Regions from separate parts of the Homo sapiens genome. Here region 1 is linked to region 2. Evidence: chromatin contacts called from ENCODE Hi-C or POLR2A ChIA-PET data. All regions are on one chromosome and are shown on one strand. Each heading gives the region's core, a stretch centred on a gene start or an enhancer-like site at or near the end of the contact. The rest is flanking DNA. Distances are from core to core; before and after follow the strand shown.

Evidence for each region. Hi-C counts contacts between places; a loop is a spot of excess contacts on that map. ChIA-PET counts read pairs that join two places held with the same protein, here RNA polymerase II (POLR2A). Pooled maps may share reads with other maps.
Region 1: a map of ascending aorta shows a loop between it and region 2 (5-fold over the local background). The contact joins the promoter of LHFPL2 here to the enhancer-like site in region 2. A Hi-C loop is called at or near these places in 6 of 168 maps with a recorded cell type or tissue (GM12878, HepG2, IMR-90 and 3 more), 34 of 37 single-sample maps with no recorded cell type and 11 of 50 pooled maps. POLR2A ChIA-PET finds 5 or more read pairs at or near these places in 8 of 52 experiments (AG04450, B cell, GM12878 and 5 more).

Annotation. Positions count from the first base shown.
Region 1 is chr5:78,644,806-78,650,776 of GRCh38, forward strand. It overlaps LHFPL2 (LHFPL tetraspan subfamily member 2), which reads right to left and starts at 3,967. Exons shown (of 5, transcript NM_005779.3): 1 at 3,694-3,967. It also overlaps the pseudogene HMGB1P21. RefSeq lists silencers at 3,216-3,275, 3,566-4,505.
Region 2 is chr5:78,745,145-78,750,549 of GRCh38, forward strand. The region is part of intron 3 of LOC124900191 (a long non-coding RNA gene); the gene reads right to left. Among named protein-coding and RNA genes, the nearest start is that of LHFPL2, 99 kb to the left of the region's middle. Within about 2 kb of position 2,012, at least 5 of the 41 ENCODE cell types and tissues checked have a DNase peak (open chromatin) inside an H3K27ac peak, as active enhancers do; they include ascending aorta, where a contact is called at or near this core.

The DNA of each region.
Region 1 (5,971 bases), core at 2,717-5,216, 98 kb before region 2:
ACATTTTACCTCTCAGCTTCCTTGGATCTCCTTTGCCCATGTTTAGTTCTTTTTTTCCTCAGTGAGCCACAGAGTCGCCCAGTGCCTGTCTGGCTCTCACTTGCCCCAGGGCTGTCTCTATGGTGCTCAGTACACTGCAAGCTGTTTGTTTTCATTGCATGCGAAACAATTTGATTCACTGGCCAGTAGTTGTGCTCAGCCACTAAAACTGAATACTTTCTAAAGTACAGAAACAAATAGGCCTCCCCTTCTCCCTTTGGAAGACCCACAGGACTAGCCATACCCTGCTACCACCCCCAGCCCCAGCCAGATCACTTCCCTCTGACCAGGCTGGAGAGTGGAAGGCAAGGACACCCAACATGCTGCATTCCAGTACAGCTCTTCTGAGTCAAAAAGGGAGCTTCCAGGGTCTATGGAAGTCCTTTGAAAACAGAGGTGTATGGGTTTTTTTTTTTTCTTCTAATGTGTACTCTGTAAGAGTAGAGGCCTACTCTTGGTACTTGCTGTGTTACCAGAGCCCAGAACAGAGCCTGGCCCAAGGGAGTGGCTCCCTAGGTATTTGCTGAATGACTGGATAAATGAAGGAACAAACAGGCACTCTCCCTAAATTAGCAGAGTTCTTCTTCTCAAGAAGTACTATTGTGCTAAGAATGTCTTCAGTTCACTTTTCTCTTGGGCACAATCTTAGCAAAAACTGGGAATTGCATCATTAACCCCAAGATAGACAGACAGATGCATACACACACACACACACACACACACACACACACACACACACACACACACATTTTTTTTGAGATAGCGTCTTGCTCTGTCACCCAGACTGGAGTGCAATGGTGCCGTCTCAGCTCGCTGTAACCTCCGCCACCCGGGTTCAAGCGATTCTCCTACCTCAGCCTCCTGAGTAGCTGGGACTACAGATGCATGCCACCACACCCGGCTAATTTTTGTCTTTTTAGTAGAGACAGGCTTTCGCTATGTTGGCCAGGGTGGTCTCGAACCCCTGACCTCGTGATCCACCCACCTCAGCCCCCCAAAGTGCTGGGATTACAGGTGTGAGCCACTGTGGGCCCAGCCCCCAAGGCATATATTAAAGCTTTTTGGAGTAAATTCTAGAGATCAGCTATTTGCTTCTTGTTTGTATCTAAGAGCAGTAAGCATTGGGTAAAATGTTGCTTTTAAGAGTCCCAAGAGAGGCACTTATCATGTTCATTACTATAGTTTTCTTTCTACCTAAAATAAAATTTGGATATTCACTTTGGTGGGACCTAATACCTGAAGCTGCCATTGCAACAGGACATGTAGCTTGGAATTGCAAGCCACATCTGGGTTCTACCTCTAGACCCAAATACTGCCTGCACTACAAACTCCCTGGAAATGGAGGCCCAGAAAAGGCTAATCAGAATGAGCCAAAAGGATGCAGCTTGCAAGTTCCAGAAAGATCAGTGTTTTTGAGTGTAGGCTGGCAGGGCATGGGTCCAGACTCAACTCAGAGCCACTGACTCTAAAACCAGGTATCTCTGCATTATAGCTGTTTAACAGGCACCACTTTTTCCTAGGGATTTGGAATACCTGATAATCATCAGTAACACTTTCTGAGCACTTAGCGTGAGGAACCATCCTAAGTCCTGCACAAAAGCAATCAGTTAATCTTCAAGGGAATTATCCGAGCTGAATTATTATCATCACCATTTTATAGACACAGAAACAGAGAAATTAAATAACATGCCCAAGGTTTAGGTACATCTGGGAGCCCAATAGCCCAAATTTGGGTCTCCTATATTTGGGTTTACCACTTCATCAATTCTTTGCAGTAAAGAAGTTGAGAAGCTGTATATAGTGTTCATTAAAAATAAATATGTAGTTTTTTATATATTGTTTTTCTATCATCTCCTACTATGGACTTTTCCTCCCTGCCCAAACACTGGGTGCCATCAACACCGAGCCCATGCATACGGTGAACAGCATACATTACTTCTTCCAGAAGGCACTGCTTTGTTCTCATCTACAAAAATCCTTCTTCCTTCCTATAGACAAATGACTGGTTCACATATCATGACTCAATTTATATTCAACAATGTTCATTTGCAGTGTAATTATTCTTCCTAATTAGGCTGCTCTGAAGACAAATGACTGCCCCTCCCCATCCCCCTCTCCTACAACACACAATGTCTTTTTCCTGATATAAAATGTTTGCTGCACCCTTTGCAAACCACAAGAAGCCACAGTCTGCTCTCCATGTGACCACTTAGAGAAAAATACTATTATAAGATAGTGTTTTATCTGATATTACTTCAAAATCAGAATCAGATTTCTAACAGATCAATAAGCTTATCACAGTATGACAGCAAAAAGAAATGAGACTCTTGGATTCTATTTCTCTTTCCTATCTTAAAAAACATTTCCTCTTCCCGCGAACATGTGTTCTCTATCTCTTAAATTTAAAAAGGAGTAGTTTCTAAAAGAGAACCAGTAGGAAAGAATCAGGAATACCAGCAAAAGTCAACATCAAAGAAGTCAGTATCTGATCCTCTCTTAAACCTAGCAGGAGTGGAGCTCTCTGGCCAAGGGGTAAGGCAAAAGCAATGTGCAGGTTATAAATGTCCCTTCAAGCTCAGTTACTCCGGTTTACCTCTCTGGGGTGAGCCTCTAACAGCTCTGGCTCGCCGGAATCTTTCCTCCCTCGGCTCCAGCACACACTTTCCATAGCGGCCGCGTTGCAATTTCAAAGAGTTCTCCTTTCCACGTAGGTCACCCACCGATGGTAACCTACATGCACAAACACACTCGCACAATCACAACAGAGAAAATGGGACATACAGGAAATGGCCCGGGTGGAGGCGAGGACGGGGGTGGGGATAGGACTTTGTCTTTACTCTGGTGTTGCTCCCATTGAAACAAGCACATGGACTTTCATGGAACTCATGACCATCCTGAAATAACAGAAAAGTCGAACGGGATTGAAGAAAATCCTTTGCTTTTCTAAGTTCGAAGAACACTGGGCCGCTGAATGGAAGGGAAAAGAAAAAAAAAAACTGTGTGCCTAAAAACATCCAGAAACACACGCAGAGTCTCCCCAGTCCTTTGCCCAGCCCGTGGGCTCAAGCCGCCCATCCCAGATGCGGTCTTCCCCACTCCACGCCCACCTCTTCCAGCCCGCACCCCAAATCACTGAGCTGCCCACAAAAATGCAGTCCAGATTTGAGAAGCAGCTGACGTCTGTGGCCAGAGTGACCCACACGCCACGGACCAGGGACAGCAGGGGCGACCACGGGGCGGCCCCCAGGGAGCGGTGCCAGGCGCGCTGGAACCCGGCGCCCAGCTGCGCCTGGGACCCACGCGCCGCCGTCCGAAGCCCGCCAGCGACGCCCAGAGAGCAGGGCTCGCGCCGGCTTCCCGAGGAGACGCTGTTCCCGGCACAACTTTTTTCCACTTCTGCGGCCGCCGGCGGCGCTGAGAAGCAGCTGTTCCCTTCCCATTCCCAGCACCCAACGCCCATCCCGCAGCACCTCCGACCGCTCGGCGCGGTCTCCCAGGGCGCCGAAGCGAAGTTCCCGCGCCAGCCGCGGCTCAAGCAGCCAGGGCTCGGCCGGCCGCAACGGCTCCCCATGCGCCCGCGCGGGGCGCCCACCTGGCCGGGCCCACCGGCTCTCCCCTCCCGCAGCGCGCGCGGGCCCGACGCCTGCCACTCACCCGGCCCCAGCTCGGCGTCTCCGGCTCCGAGCCCGCAGCCTTCCCCAAGTCAGGGCTTTCAGTGACGCCTCCTCGCAGCCACCTCGCTCTTGCCCCCGCTGGCCGCGCCTGGAAGAAGGAGGCGGGAGGAGAGCGAGAGGAGAGCGGGAGGAGGCGGCGGGAGAGGGGGGCAACGCAAGGGAGGGGAGAGGGTCCGCGGCGCGGGGGAGGAGGCAGCGAGGCGAGAGAGCGCCAAGCTCGGCGGCCGCCCGGGCTAGCACTCGGGGAGAGGGAGGAGGAGGAGGGGCGGGGGCAGCGAGAGAAAGAGGCGGCCGAGCCGCCCTGCCCAGGCCCCGGCCCCGCGCCGCTGCCCAGTCACCATCGCCGCCTCCGTCCCGCGAGCGGGCCGGGCGTCCGGGGGAGGGGTCGGGCTCGGGGCTCCCGGCGCGGCGCGCGGGGCGGGACGGGGGCGGCGGGCGGGCGGACCAGGCCCGGCCTCCGGAGGGGAGTGTCCTGCGGGTCCGGGAGGGAGTCGGCGACAGGGGATCCCCGAGAGGGGGTGTGGGGGCCTGGGAACCGGTCCCTGAGCCCGCCGGGCAGCGGCGGCGGCGTCTCCCGGGGTCCTGCGAGGTTCCTCCGGGCCGCACCGGGGAAGCTCCCGGAGCAGCTTCGAGCAGCCCTGCCGGGAGGGCCGGAGGCGGAGAGCGGCGCTGACGGAGCCGGGGGAGAGAGGCCAGGCTGCTCCGGCGGAGAGCGGGCCCCGGGGCGCTAGGAGCAGTTCCCCCAGACCCGGGCCCAAGCGGAAAGAACGGCCGTCTGGTGACCCCGGAGAGTCCGAAACGGGAAAGGGGCCAAGGGGCGCCTGGACCCCCATCCTCGCCGCCCTCTTCCGGAGAGGAGGCTCCGGACATAAGTTCCCGTGCCCTCTGAATATCTAGGTGTGGAAACTCAATTCCAACAGTCACAAAGATTATTCCTAAATAGAATGCTTGGTGTCCTCAGCTTCCCTGCCCTCAAAATTACGGTTTCAGGATGATTTTCGGAGGCGCTTTAGGAACAGCCTGAAAAGGCATTCTTGTCCAGAGAGGGGATGCTTTAACTCCCCAGCTCCGCCCCCAGGGCTGGGAGCAAAGAACAGAGTTAAATGGCCATGAATTCAGGTGCCAGTATTGTTTGTGATTGAACTGTTAGGACGTGGCACCTCTCTAGGCAAACCCATCTTGTATTCCACCCCTCGCCACCCCCCCGCCCCCCGCCCAGTCAAATGCTCCCATTCCCAGTTTCTCAGCCCCTTGTCTGGGACACCTCTATCCACCAGTCGCCCAGATTCAGATTAGCAGTCAATTTTGGGCCTCGCTCCTCCACTCCCGGTAGCCAGTCCCATTAGTTCTTCATTTTTAATGCCTTTCCAGGTGCCATGTCCTTTCAAGCCCACTGCCGCCTTTCTGGTTCTCGCTATCTGGCACTGGATGGCGTGAGCGGCCTCCTACCGGTTCTCTGCTGGGGTCCTCTCTACACTTGCATCCATATGCGCAGGCCTACAGGTGAATGGCTCTAGAATACCCCTCAGGCAGGCCACTTCCTGTTCTAGAAGCTTTCTGAGGCACTTTGCCAGAGAACATTCTGAATTCCTTAAAAATCATCAGTTCAAAACCATACAACAACTGCACCTCCATACGCACTTCTCAGAGCCTGGGACTCTCTTTAGATGGGGATCCTCCCCTCCCCCCGAGAAAGATCCATGCCTGTATCTACACGAGAGTTGCTGATGCTCTTCCCAGAGCTGGAATGCTCTCTTTCATCTTCTCCCGCAGCCAAATTCCACTTATCTTCATTGAAAATGAAGTTTGCAGTACCACATTTTTGCTCTAAAAGGATATATGTGCTCTTTCCATTTTGTGAAATCACACACTAGAAATAACAGGGCTTGTGGGGAAAGTAGGGTTAGAAAATGACTCAGAATCTATGTAACATTGTAACCACAGCACTAACAAAAACTAACCATTCCAAAAAAAATACCAGTAGAGCTAATGAACTGTGTTAAATTCCTAATAAATACTATAGTACATGTAAATATACGACTTTACTTTTATAAAAAGATGAAGATAACTGTTGAAGGGGAGTTGTTTGAGGCTGCTGACTTGAGATAAACACAAAATGTACAAATAAGAGGAGAACTCTCTGTCCTGTCCCCCAACCCACATCCCACAAATCCTTCCAAGGTAGAGAGGTCAAGGCCAAATCAATCCAAGAGAAAGAATGTAGGGTGAAATGGGCCTACAGCACCCTGTGTTCTCTG
Region 2 (5,405 bases), core at 762-3,261:
ATGAATATGGTTTTGGTGTTCTGAGTTCCTGATTGGAAGCCAAAATTCCTTTTCTGACAGAAGCAGTGTGAACCCATGTAACTATCAGGAATTGTCACGTAGGGTATATTCTTGTGTCAGGATGGTAGCAGAGAATAACAGATATCATCTATAAAAAATCAGAGTTAGGGTTTTACTTTTCTCCTGTTGAAACAGATTTCTTTGGAAGAGCTGGAAACTTAACAACTATTCATTTTTCCATTCATTCAGCAGATATTTATGAAACACTTATGAGTACTAAGCACTGAGCTAGAGCTGAAAAGTCCTCTCAAAATGAACTTATAGTCTAGTAGGGGATGCAGATATAAAAAGACACTCACAACTGTACAATAAAGTTACCCTGGGTAGATATGGTGCTGGGGGCACCAGGAGAGGTAGTCTTTGGTGCAGCCTGGGTGGATGGATGGGAGGCTTCTGGAAGAACTGTCATCTAAGGCGACACCTAAAACTAAGGATTTGTAGCACTGCAGCTATGGGAAAATATTATTAATCCCAACCTTCAGACTTACTAATTTATAAGACCTAAGTGACATGTAAGTTCAAAATCGATTGTATGCTACTTTTTCCTACACAGAGATTGAAGTCAATCATACTCATTGCTGCGGATGCTTCTGAAGCTTTTCACCAGTTGCCTTATCCCTGAAACCCCTTCTTTTGCTCTGCTCTCCACATCACCACCTGAAAAGATCCCAACCCACTCAGCTGCTTTGTTCCACTTCTTTCTGACCCATTTTGTAGCACTGCCCGAAAACATTACTTGGAAATTCAATGAGAGTTCATGGTGGGGAAGGCTGGGAACTGCTTTTTAGAACTTGCTCAGAAAATGCCTTCAAAATGTAACTAGCCAAGTCTAGCTTTTGATCAAATTTTAATGATCACTCTGATATAAACCACTTTCTATTCCTGATCTGTTTCCCAGGACCTTTCCTGCAATTAATCATCAGCTAAATAGATTCAGAGGGCTCCAGGCCAAAGTAAAAAATGCTCCGAGGCTTGCAAGTGTCTCAACAGATTGTGCAGGAACTTTAGTGAGCATTCTTTATTAGCTCAGACTCACTCTGGGCCGCCTCCACAACCTGAAGTAAGGCTGGCCTGTTACCTTTGTTTCCTCTAGTTTCCATGGATACCACCCGAAGGAGCTTTGAAAGTTTCTAATATAGGCTTCCCTTCTTTTGATAATTCCCTTGGAAGTCTATGGTGGGGTCTATATGGCTCTTAGTTTTTAGATGACATGGCATTCTCTCCATCACCTACCCCAATGTAGCGCTGATGCCCTCCAGTCATTGGGAAGGCAGTGTTGGGATGGCCCAAGCACACCAGGGCTGCCTCTAGAAGCCACATTTCTTGGACTTGAGATTTGAACCTTGTCAGGAACAAAGCAATTAACTGAGTTCCCCGTAAGTTGGCCGGACAAGTGAAGTGAGCTGGAAAATTGAGGTAATTTTCTGGACCAGTCAGACTAGAAACAAAAAATAAATGTAAAAGCAACCCAGCTTCAACTTTCTGGATCTTTCAGTAAAATAATTTCAGCCCAAATGATCTGGAGAATTGCCTCCATTTTATGTTGTATTGTGGACACAGTCTTAGGGAATCCATTTGCCCCCCCAAACCGGACATCTCTACCTTGAATGCACTTTTATAAGAAGTGCTTCCTGGTTTCCCCATTTTTTTTTTCATAATCTATGTAGAGGATAGAATCATTCCTACTTTTTCTTCCCCAAGCAATGCTTGCACATGGTCACAGTTGGAAGCCGTAACAAGCAGGATGGAAGAAATCACATCCTATTCACAGCTAACAGGTGAACCTGCAAATTAATTAACTGGTGGAAATGCTCAAAACAAGTCGTTAAGGAGCCAGGTAATGTTTGTGGATGAGCTGCGTGCAGGTGGGCTGGCCATAGCCATGGCCCAATTCCTCACACGCGTCTGGGCGGTCCAGAGGGCGGGGTAAGGGGCAGGGAAAAGGGCAGTCGGGAACTTTTTTTCCTTGGCAGCCCATCTGCTGAGGTCACAAACAAGCCACACTCCAGCTGCTCTGCCATCTCGGCCTTGTGGGTGGTCTCTCATATACTCGACCAGCCACACAACACAGCCCACCCCCTGCTTATGGCCTCTGCCAGAGTATTTATTAGGAACCGTGCCTTCTTGGAACACTAAATAGCTAGGCTTCATAATTAAAGACTTCATTAGTTACTTGTTGCGAATTTCCATGGCTAATGGGACTCAGGGCTGCATTATTTATGGCATTGGAAGGCTTCCCATCAATCAATCTCAGATCTCCTCTTTTGCCAGGTGCCCACCACACACCCCCTCCCCACAAGTCTGCCAGCAGGATGGGAGGTAGTCAGTGCCATGGTTAACAGGAAAAAAACTCCCAGGGTCTCCACACTGGTCTGCATGAATTCATAGTGAGGCCAAAACTAGGCTGGGAAATGGAGCAAATCTGATGCCCATTTATCATCTTTTAATTGTCTTCTCTTCTTGCTCATCTCATAAGGGGGCATTTCAGCAGATGAGGCTGAACTTGCTCCATGGCCTGTCTTTCAAGATTGTCACTCTAGGGATTATTTTAGAAGCTCTTTGGGGCAGAAGAATGGAGACCTTTAGAGAAAAGGAGCTAAGAAATGCGTTCAGAGCTGCCAAGGAAGCTGGCAGAATACGATCATGAGATCAGTACATTTTTCCTTGAAAGAGTCATTGTGTGGCCTAGTTTGAGAAAAAGCTTTCTTTTCTAATTCCTACTGCATGAGAGAATGCATAATATCAACACAGCTGATATTTGATTACTACCTCATTTCAGGGACTATTCTAAGCTCTTTACCCTCATTCTCTCATTTACTCCTTATGCAGTAGCTCTACACCACAATCTGTTCTCCTCTTCCAAGAGTCGTAGCTGGAACATGGCTGTCCAGCCTGGGACTGCATTCCTCGGTCACCCTGGAAGCCAGGTGAGGACATGTGACCACACTTTCACCAATGGAAGCTGAGCAAGGGCCTGCCAATCTCCAGCCAGAGCTTTTAGAAAGCAGGCTGCCTCTTTGATGTTCCTTCCTCCTTTCCTGTTAGCTGAGCTGGTGGAACATGGAGTGGTCTTAAAACACAAGTTGGGCAGGCTTCGTAGCTTACGCTTGTAGTAATCCCAGCACTTTGGGAGGTCAAGGTGCGCAGAAAATGAGGTGAGGAGTTTGAGACCAGCCTCACCAACACAGTGAAACCCCGTCTCTACTAAAAATACAAAAATTAGCTGGGTGTGGTGGCAGGCGCCTGTAATCCCAGCTACTCGGGAGGCTGAGGCAGAATTGCTTGAACCTGGGAGGCGGAGGTTGCAGTGAGCAGAGATCACGCCACTGTATTCCAGCCTAGGCAACAGAGCTAGACTCCATCTCAAAAACAAACAAACAAACGAACAAACAAAAAACACAAGTTGTTTATCAGAGTTGGTGTCCAAGCCACTCACCATTCCAGAGCATCCATCCTGGGTGGTTTTGTGACAGAAATAAACTGCTTGCTCCTTAGCTTGCTACATGTTAGGGCTCTTTATTAGAAAGCTTATCTTACTACCCTAGCATACTTTGCAACAACCCTCCAATGTAAGTTTATTTATTTTAATATTTTTTAGAGACAGGGTCTTTCTCTCTCATCCAGGCTGAAGTGTTGTCACACCATCATAGCTCACTGTAGCCTCAAACTCCTGGGCTTAAGCCACCCTCCCGCCTCAGCCTCCTGAAGCACTGGGATTGCAAGCGTGAGCCATTAAGCCTGGCCTTTAAATGAAACAAACAAACAAAAAACAACCCATTTTACTGCATTTACAAAACTGCAACTCAGAGAAATAAGGTACTTGGTTTAAATTCATCAGTTACAGTGAGCAGCACTGGGGTTCAAATCTAGGTTTCTGAAACAATCTATGATGATAGGGGGCAGAGTGGTGGTTCCCCGGGGGAGAGTGGATTGACTGGCAGGGTGCACAAGGGAACTTTTTTTGTTTTTTTAAGAGCAAGGTGCTTGGATTAGTAATTATGTTTAACATTTAGACAACATTTTATCATTAAACAAGGCACTTGCATGCAGATAACTCATTTAAGCCTCACAAGCACTCTGAGGAATAGGTATTATTCTTGTACAGATGAGATTGAGGTGTGGACAAGTGAGATATCTTTAAAACAGTTAATAAGAAGTGGCTCTAGGATTTGAACATGGATTTTTTACTCTACATCCTGGACCCATTCTATTATACAAGTGCTGAAGAAACTCTCCCAGGTACAAATTCCAAAAACCAACTTATTCTAGCTTAAGCAAAAGACAAACAAAAACCACACACACACACACACACACCACCCACCTTCCTATGTTTGGTCACATCACTGGGGACCAGATTCCTTGTTCTTTTTTTGCAGCAGTAGTCTTTCTCCACCTGGCTGGAAGAAAATGGGGCCAAAGACAGCTCCAACTTATGGCTTCCAAGCTTAGCCACTCATTAGGAAAGACTGAGTTCTTGCCCATTTCATTCATATATATATATATATGTGCTAGGGAAATACCTTTGCTGGACCAGCTTGGGTCTCTCGTCTTCCCCATGGGCTATTCTTTGAAGCCAGGGGGATGGAGCAAGACATTGTAATTAACAGTCCCACTGGAACCACTATTAGAATGGGTAGCCCACCAGGAACAATTGTTCATAGGAAATGGAGGGAGGAGGATGCTGATGTCAGAATCAGGAAGGGATGTTGGGCACACAAAAACAGACCCACTCTCCGTATCCCGCATAATGGAAAGAACTCCCTGTAGAACTGGCAGCAGCATCCCTTAGTTTGGAAAACTCTATCTATCTGCACACACACATGTAAAATTATTTTTCAGTCTTGCTATAGACATCCTATTGTGCAGTGTGGTCCAAAAAGTTGCATTCCATGACTTGCCTGTTTATTCCAAACCGTCTCTAGAACTTGTTAGTAGCTGCTTTTTAACCATAGTGCCAGGAGAGTCCATTCAGTACATGTGCACAGTCCTGTCCCAGGGAGAGCAAAGTCCCTGATTTAAGGTATTGAGGGAGTAAAATAATTGCACATATGTGTGGGTATGTGGGTGCTGTGTGTGTGTGTGTGTGGAGGGGTTATATTCACACTTAGTTTTCTGTCTCCAGGTTTTCTCTCCAGTTTCTGTCTGAGGATCAAAATTCATTTTCACAACAATCTCTCGGCAAGAAAGAAAGACTAATAAGATGTCAGATATACCATTCTGTCTGTCCCTCAGGCATGCAGGGGTTTTTGGCAGTGCTCCCAGCCAAGGCAATGCACTTAGTTACCCCATGGTCCCAACTGCTGTGCCACAGACATGAGCTTCACAGTCAACTGGAGCAAGAAAAC